Linked DNA regions of Homo sapiens: all the other regions are linked to region 1. The links are chromatin contacts, found by Hi-C or POLR2A ChIA-PET in ENCODE. All regions are on one chromosome and are shown on one strand. Each heading gives the region's core, a stretch centred on a gene start or an enhancer-like site at or near the end of the contact. The rest is flanking DNA. Distances are from core to core; before and after follow the strand shown. Region 1 holds the start of PAGR1 (PAXIP1 associated glutamate rich protein 1). Region 2 holds the start of ZNF764 (zinc finger protein 764). Region 3 holds the start of ZNF768 (zinc finger protein 768).

Region 1 (3,959 bases), core at 1,413-3,912:
GGCACTTTGGGAAGCTTTAGGTCAGGAGTTCAAGACCAGCCTCGCCAACATGGCGAAACCCCCTCTCTACTAGAAAATACAAAAATTAGCTAGGCGTGGTGACGTGTCCTTGTAATCCCAGCTACTCAGGAGACTGAGGTAGGAGAATCGCTTCAACCCAGGAGGTGGAGATTGCAGTGAGCCAAGATCATGCCACTGCACTCCAGCCTGAGCAAGAGAAAGACTTCGTCTCAAAGAAAAAAAAAGTGATATGATTTATGTTTTAAAAGGTTCATCTGAATTGCAGAAGCTGGAAGCAGAGAGCCCAGTTAGGAGCTACTACAACTATCCAGGCAAGAAAGACAGTGGCTTGGATGGGGATGTGGTATTGAAAGTGGAGACTAGCAGAGGTACTTGGAAATGTACATCTTATAGCTACCAAGACTTGCTGCTGGTGTGAATGTTCAGGTAAAAGAGAGAGAAATCAAGAATGGCTCTAGGCTGGGTGCAGTGACTCATGCCTGTAATCTCAGCACTTTGAGAACCGAGGCGGATGGATCACTTGAGCTCAAGAGTTCGAGACCAACCAGTCTGGGCAACACAGCAAGACTCTGTCTCTCCACCCCTCAAAAAAAAGAAAAAAGGAAAGGCATGACTCTGAGGGTAAATTCTAGGAAGGCATGTGGGGTGGGAAATGGGGCCAGCGGTGTGATTAAAGAATGTACATGGTAGTAGAGGGATGCAGATCTAGATAATATTGAAAGGCCAGGACTTGGACTTCTGGGAATGGGAAACATGATAGAATTATCTGTAATTTTCCAGAATCAATGACTAGTTGTTTTTTTAAAAAAAGAATTATCTGTAATTGTGTTTTTTGAGACGGAGTCTCACTCTCTCGCCCAGGCTGGAGTGCAGTGGTGTGATCTCAGGTCACTGCAACCTCCACCTCCCAGGCTCAAGCGATTCTCCTGCCTCAGCCTCCTGAGTAGCTGGGACTACAGGTGCCCGCCACTATGCCCGGCTAATTTTTTGTATTATAATTGTCTCTTAAAGGAAGACAAGGGGCCAGGCGCATTGGCTCATGCCTGCAATCCTAGCACTTTGGGAGGCTGAGGTGGGCGGATCACAAGGTCAGGAATTCAAGACCAGCCTGGCCAACATGGTGAAAGCCTGTCTCTACTAAAAATACAAAAATTGGCCCAGAGTGGTGGCATGCGTCTGTAATCCCAGCTACTTGGGAGGCTGAGGCAGGAGAATTGCTTGAACCCAGGAGGCGGAGGTTGCAGTGAGTTGAGATCGTGCCATTGCACTCCAGCCTGGGGGACAAGGGCAAGACTCCATCTCAAAAAAAAAAAAAAAAAAAAAAGGAAGACAAGGTAGTAATCTAAGTCATAAAGATGGTGCTACTGGGTGAATACTCTCTCCTGCAGCTGTAAGTTGTGTGGGAGCTGAGGCAGCAAGCAAAGGCCTCTAGGGGAGCCGATCTTGGGTAACTGAGCCGAGGCCCTTCACCTCCCCCAACTGTTTCCTCTTCGTTTGTACCTGGGGTGCGTCTCCGGTCAATCAGGGAGTCCTTTGGTGTCACTGGCTCATCATCAAAATCAAATTCCGTGGGCATGTGTGGTCTGGGACAGGTGAACATAGTTAAGGGTGAGGGCGGTCCTCCCTCCCACCCACACGTGTGCTTCTCCCCTGCCCGTTCCTCCTCCCCCGCTGGCTTCCCTCCCTCCACTTTCAAAGGTTCCAGCGTCCCACATTTTCCCCTCCCTATTTCCTCCCGCCATCAGGGGAGCAGCCCCGGGACAAGGTGTAAGGGTGTGCCTTTACTTTTCCTCTTCCTCTTCTTTGGCCTCCGGCTCCTCATCGGATCTCTCCTCTTCGCTCTGGGCCTCCGGCGTGGGAGGCCGGCGGGGCAGGATCTCGGCTTGCAGCTCCAGAGTACCGTGGGCAGCCAGCAGTTCATAGAGCCGCTGGATTTCGGAGGGCGGGGGCATCCAGGGCTGCCCATCCGCAGGCAGCTCCACCTCCTCGTCGCTGCAGGGCACGCACCAGTCCTCGGAGTCCTCCTCGGCAGGCTCTTCTCCCCCAGCGCTGGGGACTTCTCCCTGCGCCTCCTCGCCCCCGGACCCCTCACGCTCGGTCTCCTCTCGGCCTCCTTCCCCCTCGTCCTCGGCCTTACCGGCCGAGGCAGAGGGGCCTCCGGTATCCTCCACGGCCAGAGCCTGGAGGCCGGAGGTCACTTCCCCTTCTTCAGACAGAGGCGCCGCCGTACTGGCCGCAGTGTCTCCATGGCCCCGAGCAAGGGACATAGGCCACTAGGGCAGGGACCCTGCGACGACAGATACTGGAGTCCGAAGCCAGGGTCCCCCAGGGATCGGGCTCCCCTGGGGGTTCGGGACCGTTTCCAGCCAATCACGCTCCCGCAGGGGACTCCGCGGCCAGACCGCCCGTCCCCGGGAGGGGGCGCTCAGTCCCCACCAAGGACCCCGCCCCGGAGATCGAGGTTCGGTACTCCGAGGCTCCCGGGCCCCGCAGAAACCACTTTCCGAAAGAGGGAAAGGGGGAGGAGAGGGACGGGCCACTCTTCTCGCTTCCACGACGCCCCTCTCCACACCCGGACACGGCGCCTTCTCCCCAGACCTTTCAGTTGTGGGCCACGTCAAGTCAGATGCCGTACGCACCTGGAGCTAAGACCCGCCTCCCAGGCTGCGCAGGGTCACGCTACGCAGGCGCACAGAAATGGCGCGGGAGGCTCCGCTCTAGGCAAGGCTACTTGGAAGAGGAAAGCGAGGGAAGGCTTGCACATGCGCGAGTAAGCGCACAGGCTTCAGCCCACAGTAAAGATGGCCACCGGGAAGTCGCATGCGTATACCACCCAGTAAGGTTCTGCCAGAAAGGCAGCACCGCCGGGCCGGCGGGACGAACGCAGGAACCAACCGAGATTGGAGGCGAGTCTCATGCAGTCTCCGTTTATTGGTGTTTCAGACTCATGCAGCATCCGGCATACAAAAAGGGAGAAATCAGTTTGATAATAGCCTTTTTTTTTTTTTTTTAAGAATTTTAGTTTTTTTCTTCCCCCAGACTTTTTTTTTTTTTTTTTTTTTTTTTTTAAGGAAAAAAACCCCCGCCAAATCCGAACCGCGTTGTAGCTCGGTCCCCGCCTCCTCAGCGGGCTGTCGCGTGCAACAAACCTCCCCCATCATCTTAGAAAATAATTATAGAGCGCGGCGCCCCGCCCTCGCTCCTGCCAGTGGGCGCTTTGGTCCTATTTTTTGGATTATTTCATTACGAAGCACGTGAATGAATCTAGCCCCCACACCTTCAAGAAAGAAACTCGCGGACTGGGGTTGAAAAGCCCAGGTGGGCGGGTCAACTCCAGCTGACCTGGAAGGGTCAGCGCCGCGTCCCTCCCTTCTCCCCTGCGTGCGTTCGGAACCAGTACTCGCCACCCTCACCCGAGTCCCCATACGAGGCCCGGCTTGCCAACTCTGCGACCTGCCAGGCACCCTTGGGTGTCCGACCCTGGGTGGTCCCAGCAGAGAACAGTCCGAGCCTGGGGTTGGGGAGCCCTCTCCCAACACTGCTCCCTGCCCCCAAGCCTCGTCTAAGTGCTGTCAATTTTGCAGAGTAAACGGTGACGGGAGGTTGGAGAAGAGGATGCTTAAGGGAGATGAGGAGGCAGGAAGAGGAAGGGGGCGGGACGTGGAGAGGAAAGGGGAGATGATAAAGAAGGGAAGGAAGAGAGGACTGAGGGTTGAGAGATGCCAAGACAATGAAAGTTGGGAGGAGGCGGCCAGGGTGGAGGTCCAGAGAATTTGGGGGGCTGGAAGAAGTGCAGGGAGGCCAGGAGAGATGCAGGGAGGCTGAGAGCGCAGAGTTGGGGAGGTGTTCAGGGAGGTTTCCAGAGTGCAGGGAGGTTTCCAGAAGTGCAGGGATAGGGGGCCAAGAGGCCGGAGGGGATGCAGGCATTAGTGCAGGGA
Region 2 (3,959 bases), core at 701-3,200, 740 kb before region 1:
AAAAGCACCTGGCTTTGGGCACTTTTTCTGACTTCCCTCTCTTGTGAAGATCCCCATGTACATGTAAAACTAATACAATTGGTATAATTTTCTCGTTTGTCCACTGTCAATTCATTTGTTCTTATTTTACTTTAGTTTATTTTTATTTTTATTTTTTGAAGATAGGGTTTCACTAACTTGCCCAGGCTGATCTCATACTCTTGGGCTCAAGGGATCCTCCTGCCTTTGCCTCCCAGTAGTTAGCATTACAGGCGATTCTCAATCTGGGCCTACATTCAACTAAAGAGCCCACCAAGAGCTAAAAGGCAGTTGGAGGCAACTCTGACTCCCATACACAGTAAGGGAGGAGACCATCCCTCATATTGTCTTACGCCCAATTTCTGCCTCCAAAGAAAGAAGAAGTAAAAACTCAAAGGCAGAAATGGAATCCACAGGCAGACAGCCTGGCGCCACACCCTGGGCCTGGTAAAGATCGACCTCTGACCTAATCAGTTTTGTTATTTATAGATTACAGACATTGTATAGAAAAGCACTGTGAAAATCCCTGTCCTGTCCTGTCCTGTTCTAATTACCAGTGCCTGCAGCACCCAGTCACATATCCCCTGCTTGTTCAATGGATCACGACCCTCTCACGGGGACCCCCTTAGAGTTGTGAGCCCTTAAAAGGGACAGGGATTGCTCACTCGGGGAGTCGGTTTTTGAGATGTGAGTCTTGCCGATGCTCCCAGCCGAATAAAACCCTTCCTTCAACTCGGTGTCTGAGGGGTTTTGTCTGTGGCTTGTCCTGCTACAACAGGACATGTATGAAGTCACGTGGAGCACAGAATAGACCATCAGAAAGTGAGAGAGAGGTCTGGGGGAGAGTTGGTGACATTTACTAGATAAAGACCCTAGGGGAAGCAGATTGGGGCAAGAAAGGGATGAGTTGGATTTGAGTAGAGGAGCCTTGGGCCATCTGTCCAGGGGCAGGATGTGAGGGGAGGTGAGAGCCCGGCTGCAGCTACAGGGAGACTGGCAATTGGGAGGCGTCCTGAGCAGCACATGGGAGAAGCTCCTAGAAGAGAGGACCCTCTGACTTTCTCAACCTTACCCTACTCTCCCCACTGCCTCCGCCATCTAGAAACTTCCAGAATTTCAGGCCCCAACAAGCCTACGATGGAGGAGGTTCTCCTGTATCCACTCCTTTTTCTTTCTTTCTTTCTTTTTTATTTTTGAGACAGAGTTTCGCTCTGTCGCCCAGGCTGGAGTGCGGTGAGGCAATCTCGGCTCACTGCAAACTCCGCCTCGCGCGTTCAAGCGATACTCCTGCCTCAGCCTCCCCAGTAGCTGGGATTACAGGTGCACGCCACCACACCTGGCTGTTTTTTTGTGTGTTTTTAGTGGAGACGGGGTTTCACCATGTTGGTGAGGCTGGTCTCGAACTTCTGACCTCAGTTGTTCCGCTGGCCTCGGCCTCCCAAACTGCTGATTACAAGCGTGAGCCACTGCGCCACGCCCACTCCATTGGTTTTTTTACACTCAACATTGGGAAGAGACTGCTGTTGCCCTGTTTCTGAGATAACAAGGACAAAACGAGAGAGTGATGAGCTGGAGCCCGATTATAAAACGGTCCACAAACGAAAACTAATGCCTGAGTTCAGTAAGGCCGGGAGGCCAGCTCACTCCCGCGAGGCGCTCTTTTGTTCGTGCAAACCGGGGCGGAGCTCTCTGCTGCACCGCCTCGCCGGGCCGGGGCGGAGCTCTCTGCTGCACCGCCTCGCCGGGCCGGGGACTAAACATGCGCGGCTAGTTTTCAAGGCCGGCCTCTGTATTAGTCACCGCGGCCATTTTGGATGAGGGTACGGAGAGAACGCGGACTGGAGATACCGGGGGCGTTGTCTTGGGCACGACTGCGTAGGGGCAAAGGTCGAGTACCCGCGCCGCCGCCATTTTTTATGAGGGCATATTCCATTTCTGATTATACACCCGCTGCCATCGGCACCGTTAGTTTCCACGCCCTCTAGTGCGCCCTCGGGGGCCCTAGTAACCTCCCTCCTTCCCTTGGGCCCGGGCCGGGGAGGCTTTCTCGGGCGCAGGAGGTTCCGCAGGCCCAGGCCAGGCCAGGGGAGGCAGCCGATCCGTCGTCGGGGTTGACAGTTACCATGGCGCCGCCTCTGGCCCCGCTCCCTCCCCGGGACCCAAACGGGGCCGGACCCGAGTGGAGGGAGCCGGGGGCTGTGAGCTTCGCGGACGTGGCCGTGTACTTCTGCCGGGAGGAGTGGGGCTGCTTGCGGCCAGCGCAGAGGGCCCTGTACCGGGACGTGATGCGGGAGACCTACGGCCACCTGAGCGCTCTCGGTGAGAGCCCCACCTGCTCGCCTGAGCCCTGCGCCCCCACAGGCCCTGCCGCGCCTCTGGGAGCTGCGCGTGAAGTTGGGGGCCCCGGGGCCGGGCAGGTGGCCTCCCCGCAGCGTGGGGTTTGCGTTCTTCTTCCCTAGGAATCGGAGGCAACAAGCCAGCTCTCATCTCCTGGGTGGAGGAGGAGGCCGAACTGTGGGGTCCGGCTGCCCAGGATCCGGAGGTGGCGAAATGTCAGACACAAACGGACCCAGGTGGAGTATCGGGTGCTCAGTCCCATGGGGACTTCTCTGTTCCTGTCCCATCCCGGTACCCTCTGCCACCTCCAGCTACCTGCTTAGCAGTTTCCTCTCTGAACTGCCTTCTCAACTGCGACGACGAGGCTGAGCCCCTGCGTGGCTCCCAGATGCAGCCTAGAAAGGAGCTGTGATGGGGGCTCTGGCCCTGCCATACCCGCCTCTGAGTCCTCACCTCTGCGTGGTCACTACACTCTGGGGGCTTTTTTTGGTGTTTTTGTTTTAGAGACAGGGTCTCGCTTTGTTGTCTAGGCTGAGTGCAGTGGCGGCATCATAGCTCACTGTAGCCTGGAACTCCCGGGCTTAAGCAGTCCTTCCACCTGGGCCTCCAGAGTAGCTAAGACTGTACAGGTGCTCGCCACGAAGCCTGGGTAATTTTTTTTTTTAGACAGAGTTTTACTCCGTTGCCCAGGCTGGAGTGCAGTGGTGCCATCTCAGTTCACTGCAACCTCCCACTCCCAGGTTCAAGTAATTCTCCTGTATCAACCTCCCAAGTAGCTGGGATTACAGGCGCCCGCCACCAAGCCTGCTTAATTTTTTTTTTTTTTTTTGAGACAGAGTCTTCCTCTGTCGCGCAGGCTGGAGTGCAGTGGCGCCATCTCGGCTCAGTGCAAGCTCCGCCTCCCTGGTTGACGCCATTCTCCCGCCTCAGCCTCCCCAGTAGCTGGGACTACAGGCGCCCGCCACCACGCCCGGCTAATTTTGTTTTTGTGTTTTTAGTAGAGATGGGGTTTCACCATGTTAGCCAGGCTGGTCTCGAACTTCTGACTTTGTGATCTGCCCGCCTCGGCCTCCCAAAGTGCTGGGATTACAGGCGTGAGCCACCGCGCCCAGCCAATTTTTTGTATTTTTAGTAGAGACAGGGTTTCACTATGTCGCCCAGGCTGGTCTTTAACTCCTGGAGCTAAGCGATTCGCCTGCTTCGGCCTTCCAAAGTGACCCACTGCGTCTGGCCTAATTGTTTTAAATTGTTATGTAATATATATATTTTATAGAGGGGGTCTTGGCTCTCGGTGTGTTGCCCAGGCTGGTCCTGAAATCCTAGGCTGATCCTCCTTCTCTACCTCCCAAAGCGCTGGGATTACCGCCTTGAGCCCCCACGCCCAGTCTCTTAAACTCTGTTGACTCTACCTCCACCTCAGGACCCACCCCTGCCGTTCACCTGCAGGCTGGTTCCTTTCTCCCCGTCCGCCCCCCTTTTTTTCTTTCATTTCTTGCCCTCAGCCTTTGCAGAGTATCCAGCCCCACTGAACTTGGCCATGCCCTCCTGGTTCTGCCTTTCTTGGTGCTGTTCCTGCTGCCTGGAACATCCTCAGGTGTCCGTTC
Region 3 (3,959 bases), core at 812-3,311, 710 kb before region 1:
AGAAAGTTTTCCCCGCTTCATTCGTGGCATAAGCTCTTGTGATTTTATTTGTAAGCCTTTATTATTATTATTTGAGACGGAGTCTTGCTCTGTCACCCAGACTAGAGTGCAGTGGCGAGATCTCGGCTTACTGCAACCTCCGCCTCCCGGGTTCAAGTGATTCTCCTGCCTCAGCCTCCCAAGTAGCTGGGATTACAGGTGCCCACCACCGTGCCTGGCTAATTTTTGTATTTTTTTAGTAGAGACGGGGTTTCACCATCTTGGCCAGGCTGGTCTTGAACTCCTGACCTCGTGATCCACCTGCCTTGGCCTCCCAAAAGTGCTGGGATTACAGACATGAGCCAGTGCGCCCCACCTGTAAGCCTTTATTTAGATAGTTTCTCTCCACTTTTTACCACTTGGCATTCTTCAAGTTCTTGTTCTCACCTCTTTTCAGGAAGGAGAGGCCATCCTTCCTCCCAAACATTCTCTTCCCTTCATTTGTCTGGGTAGGCGACAAGAAAACACGATCCATGGCTCCTGCTCACACAGGGGCATCGGGCTCGTTAACTGTCAAGAACGCTGCCAAACTTGTTTCAGCACGAAGCGTAGAAAAAAAAGACAAGAACTGGATGATATTAAGTTGTCTGTCCAGGCTCACTTCCTCAATTCAAAGCTGCGCCCGAGGCAGTGTTTCTCAGGTTCCCTTCCTCTGCAAGACTCCATTCGAGTCAGACAAGACTGGAGAGTTGTTAGATGCCTCGAAGGCCAGATGGTTCTCTCAGTCCAATTCTCCTTTGTATCACCCTCACCTGGAAGGAATCCTGCCTCCCTGTGAGGAAATCTAACAACAGGGACTAAGGCTGCCAGGGATTGAGTTAAACTCAGGCGCTGGGGAAGGTGGAGGGGAGAGGCAAGGGGTGTGAGGCTGACGAGGAGGAAGGGTGTCTGTCCTCAGATCTTCTGGCTTTCATAAAACATAATGGAGGCTAAGTGGGGGCGGGAAAAGTTTTGATGGCACAGGCCGGGCTGGAGGGGAGATGCCTGGCACCTCCCTCCCACTACCTCCTGAAGGCGCTTCTGGCCGACAGGGGAGGCGGACCCGACCACAGCACTCCCGGCCAATCAGGAAGGCGCCTGGCGTTCCCTGGCGACCATTAACGCCCAGCCGTCCGCGGGGTTGGAGGAGGCGGGGCGGCTAGAGCACGAGCCCCATCGGCCAACCGCCGGGCTTCCTGGGGCGGAGAAGCTGTGCCTCTGGGAGCCGGGGCGGGGCTGTCTCCTTGGCAACTATCCTAGCCCTCGAGGAGGGAGGAGGGAGGAGGAGGATCAGGGGAGCCGAGCTGGGTGGGGGCCGGAGGAACGGGAGCGGGCGCGCGCAGGTGCCGGGGAGCGGAGTTCCTGGAGGGGGTCCCAGGCTCAAGGACCTCGGCGAGGCCAAGGGGAGTCCGTCCCGGTTCCCGAGGCGCTGCCGGAGCTGACCCGGAGGCCCGGGAGGGGAGGGAGCGAGACACCGCCCCCGCTGGCGCCGGGAAGCGTCGCTCCTTCTCGCTGACCTTGGTCTCGCTTGTCGCCTCGCCCTTGGCCACACGCACCGACGACGCGGGGCCCGGGAGATGGACAGACGGGCCTCTGGAGGGACGGAGACCTAGAACATAGGCACACACACTGCCCCGGTAGCCCCGCGGGCTCCGGGGCGTCCGGTCCTCACCCACCCCGTGGCCGGGCCCCTCCAGCCCAGGGTTAATGCCAACGAGTTTCCACCTCCAGCGGCTCCTAGAGAGGCCGCGGCGCGAGCCGGCGGGGGGACCTGGCCGCGGACGGACACTTCCTGTGCGGGGGAGGGTGGGGGGGTGCTGGGCGGCCGTTGGACAGTGCAGCCCAGCCCGGGGCCGGGGTCCAGAAGGTGGGGGCTCGGGCGGGAGCGGGGGCCGGGGGCCGCCGGGGTAGTCGCGAAGCCCCTCATCCCCGAGGCCGCGACGCGCGGGGGCCAGTGAGGGCCACGGGGAGGCCGAGACCTTGGGAGGGGGCGGGGCCGCGGGCAGGGGAGGGGCCCGGCGCGCTGGAGAGGCGCGGGGTCAAGACGTCCGGCCTCGGGGGCCCGGGCTGGGCCGCCGAGTCCCCTGGGCGGCGCTGAGCGGGCGGGAGGCGGGGGCCCGCGGCTCGGGGCAACCGAGGCCGGGTCGCGGGATCGGCCGCCATCGCCGCCGCCGCTGCACTGGGAGCCCGCGGGGATGGAGCGGGAGGCGTTGCCGTGGGGCCTCGAGCCCCAGGATGTGCAGAGTTCTGACGAAATGAGGAGCCCCGAAGGGTACCTCAGAGGTGAGGAGGGAGCGCCCGTCCGAGGAGTGGACTTGCGCGCAGGAGAAGGGGCTGTGGCTCCAGGGAGGGAGCGAGGGCCCGGGGCTGGGACACCTGGGACTCGAAGGAGGGGCCGGCGGGGACTGGGGTGTCTTGGGTCAGCTGAGGGGGGCGTGGGAATTTCAGCACTTGTCTAGGGGCCAGCGACCCTGCATGTGAGGTGGGAGGTGTGTGGTTGCTAATGGACCAAATGACCTTCCAGGTCTCACACGATCTGGATTCTCTCATCCTGCAGGCAACATGAGTGAGAATGAGGAAGAGGAAATTTCTCAGCAAGAAGGCAGTGGGGACTATGAAGTCGAAGAGATACCATTTGGGCTTGAACCCCAGAGCCCTGGGTTTGAGCCACAAAGCCCAGAGTTTGAACCCCAAAGCCCCAGATTTGAGCCTGAAAGCCCGGGGTTTGAGTCCCGAAGCCCTGGGCTTGTGCCCCCAAGCCCTGAGTTTGCACCCAGAAGCCCTGAATCAGATTCTCAGAGCCCTGAGTTTGAATCCCAGAGCCCTAGGTATGAACCCCAAAGCCCTGGCTATGAACCTCGGAGCCCCGGGTATGAACCCCGGAGCCCTGGCTATGAATCTGAGAGCTCTAGATATGAATCCCAGAACACTGAGCTCAAAACCCAAAGCCCAGAATTTGAAGCTCAAAGTTCCAAATTCCAGGAAGGTGCGGAGATGCTTCTGAACCCCGAGGAAAAGAGTCCTTTGAATATCTCCGTAGGAGTTCACCCCCTGGACTCCTTCACTCAGGGGTTTGGGGAGCAGCCCACAGGGGACCTGCCCATAGGGCCACCTTTTGAGATGCCCACAGGGGCCCTGCTGTCTACACCGCAGTTTGAGATGCTTCAGAATCCCCTGGGTCTCACAGGAGCCCTTCGAGGTCCAGGTCGGCGGGGTGGCCGGGCCAGGGGTGGGCAGGGCCCTCGGCCTAACATCTGTGGCATCTGCGGGAAGAGCTTCGGGCGGGGCTCCACCCTGATCCAGCACCAGCGCATCCACACCGGTGAGAAGCCCTACAAATGTGAGGTCTGCAGCAAGGCCTTCTCCCAGAGCTCTGACCTCATCAAACACCAGCGCACCCACACTGGCGAGCGGCCCTACAAATGTCCCCGTTGCGGCAAGGCCTTCGCCGACAGCTCTTACCTGCTTCGCCACCAGCGCACTCACTCTGGCCAGAAGCCCTACAAGTGCCCACATTGTGGCAAGGCCTTCGGCGACAGCTCCTACCTCCTGCGACACCAGCGCACCCACAGCCACGAGCGGCCCTACAGCTGCACCGAGTGCGGCAAGTGCTATAGCCAGAACTCGTCCCTGCGCAGCCATCAGAGGGTGCACACCGGTCAGAGGCCCTTCAGCTGTGGCATCTGCGGCAAGAGCTTCTCCCAGCGGTCGGCCCTTATCCCCCATGCCCGCAGCCACGCCCGGGAGAAGCCCTTCAAGTGCCCTGAGTGCGGCAAGCGCTTTGGCCAGAGCTCGGTGCTGGCCATCCACGCCCGCACCCACCTGCCAGGCCGCACCTACAGCTGCCCCGACTGCGGCAAGACCTTCAATCGCTCCTCCACTCTCATCCAGCACCAGCGCTCCCACACGGGCGAGCGGCCCTACAGGTGCGCCGTGTGCGG

What was found. Hi-C counts contacts between places; a loop is a spot of excess contacts on that map. ChIA-PET counts read pairs that join two places held with the same protein, here RNA polymerase II (POLR2A). Pooled maps may share reads with other maps.
Region 2: a pooled map shows a loop between it and region 1 (4-fold over the local background). The contact joins the promoter of ZNF764 here to the promoter of PAGR1 in region 1. A Hi-C loop is called at or near these places in 6 of 50 pooled maps. POLR2A ChIA-PET finds 5 or more read pairs at or near these places in 3 of 52 experiments (CD8-positive, alpha-beta T cell, PC-9 and WTC11).
Region 3: a loop to region 1 is called in a map of gastrocnemius medialis, with 3 times the contacts of the local background. The contact joins the promoter of ZNF768 here to the promoter of PAGR1 in region 1. A Hi-C loop is called at or near these places in 1 of 168 maps with a recorded cell type or tissue (gastrocnemius medialis), 1 of 37 single-sample maps with no recorded cell type and 14 of 50 pooled maps.

The regions. Positions count from the first base shown.
Region 1 is chr16:29,814,855-29,818,813 of GRCh38, reverse strand. It overlaps PAGR1 (PAXIP1 associated glutamate rich protein 1), which reads right to left and starts at 2,662. Exons shown (of 3, transcript NM_024516.4): 1 at 1,807-2,662; 2 at 1,522-1,604. The coding sequence starts at 2,288. PRRT2 (proline rich transmembrane protein 2) reads right to left here. Exons shown (of 4, transcript NM_145239.3): 4 at 2,933-3,959. All of the region lies in intron 2 of MVP-DT (MVP divergent transcript), which reads left to right. RefSeq lists a silencer at 2,351-2,520 and enhancers at 2,711-2,960, 3,211-3,430, 3,323-3,952.
Region 2 is chr16:30,556,365-30,560,323 of GRCh38, reverse strand. It overlaps ZNF764 (zinc finger protein 764), which reads left to right and starts at 1,950. Exons shown (of 3, transcript NM_001172679.2): 1 at 1,950-2,337; 2 at 2,478-2,591. The coding sequence starts at 2,142. RefSeq lists enhancers at 1,821-1,960, 2,501-3,062.
Region 3 is chr16:30,524,668-30,528,626 of GRCh38, reverse strand. ZNF768 (zinc finger protein 768) reads left to right here and starts at 2,061. Exons shown (of 2, transcript NM_024671.4): 1 at 2,061-2,301; 2 at 2,576-3,959. The coding sequence starts at 2,214. RefSeq lists enhancers at 676-975, 2,556-2,615 and silencers at 1,046-1,875, 1,966-2,285, 2,306-2,355.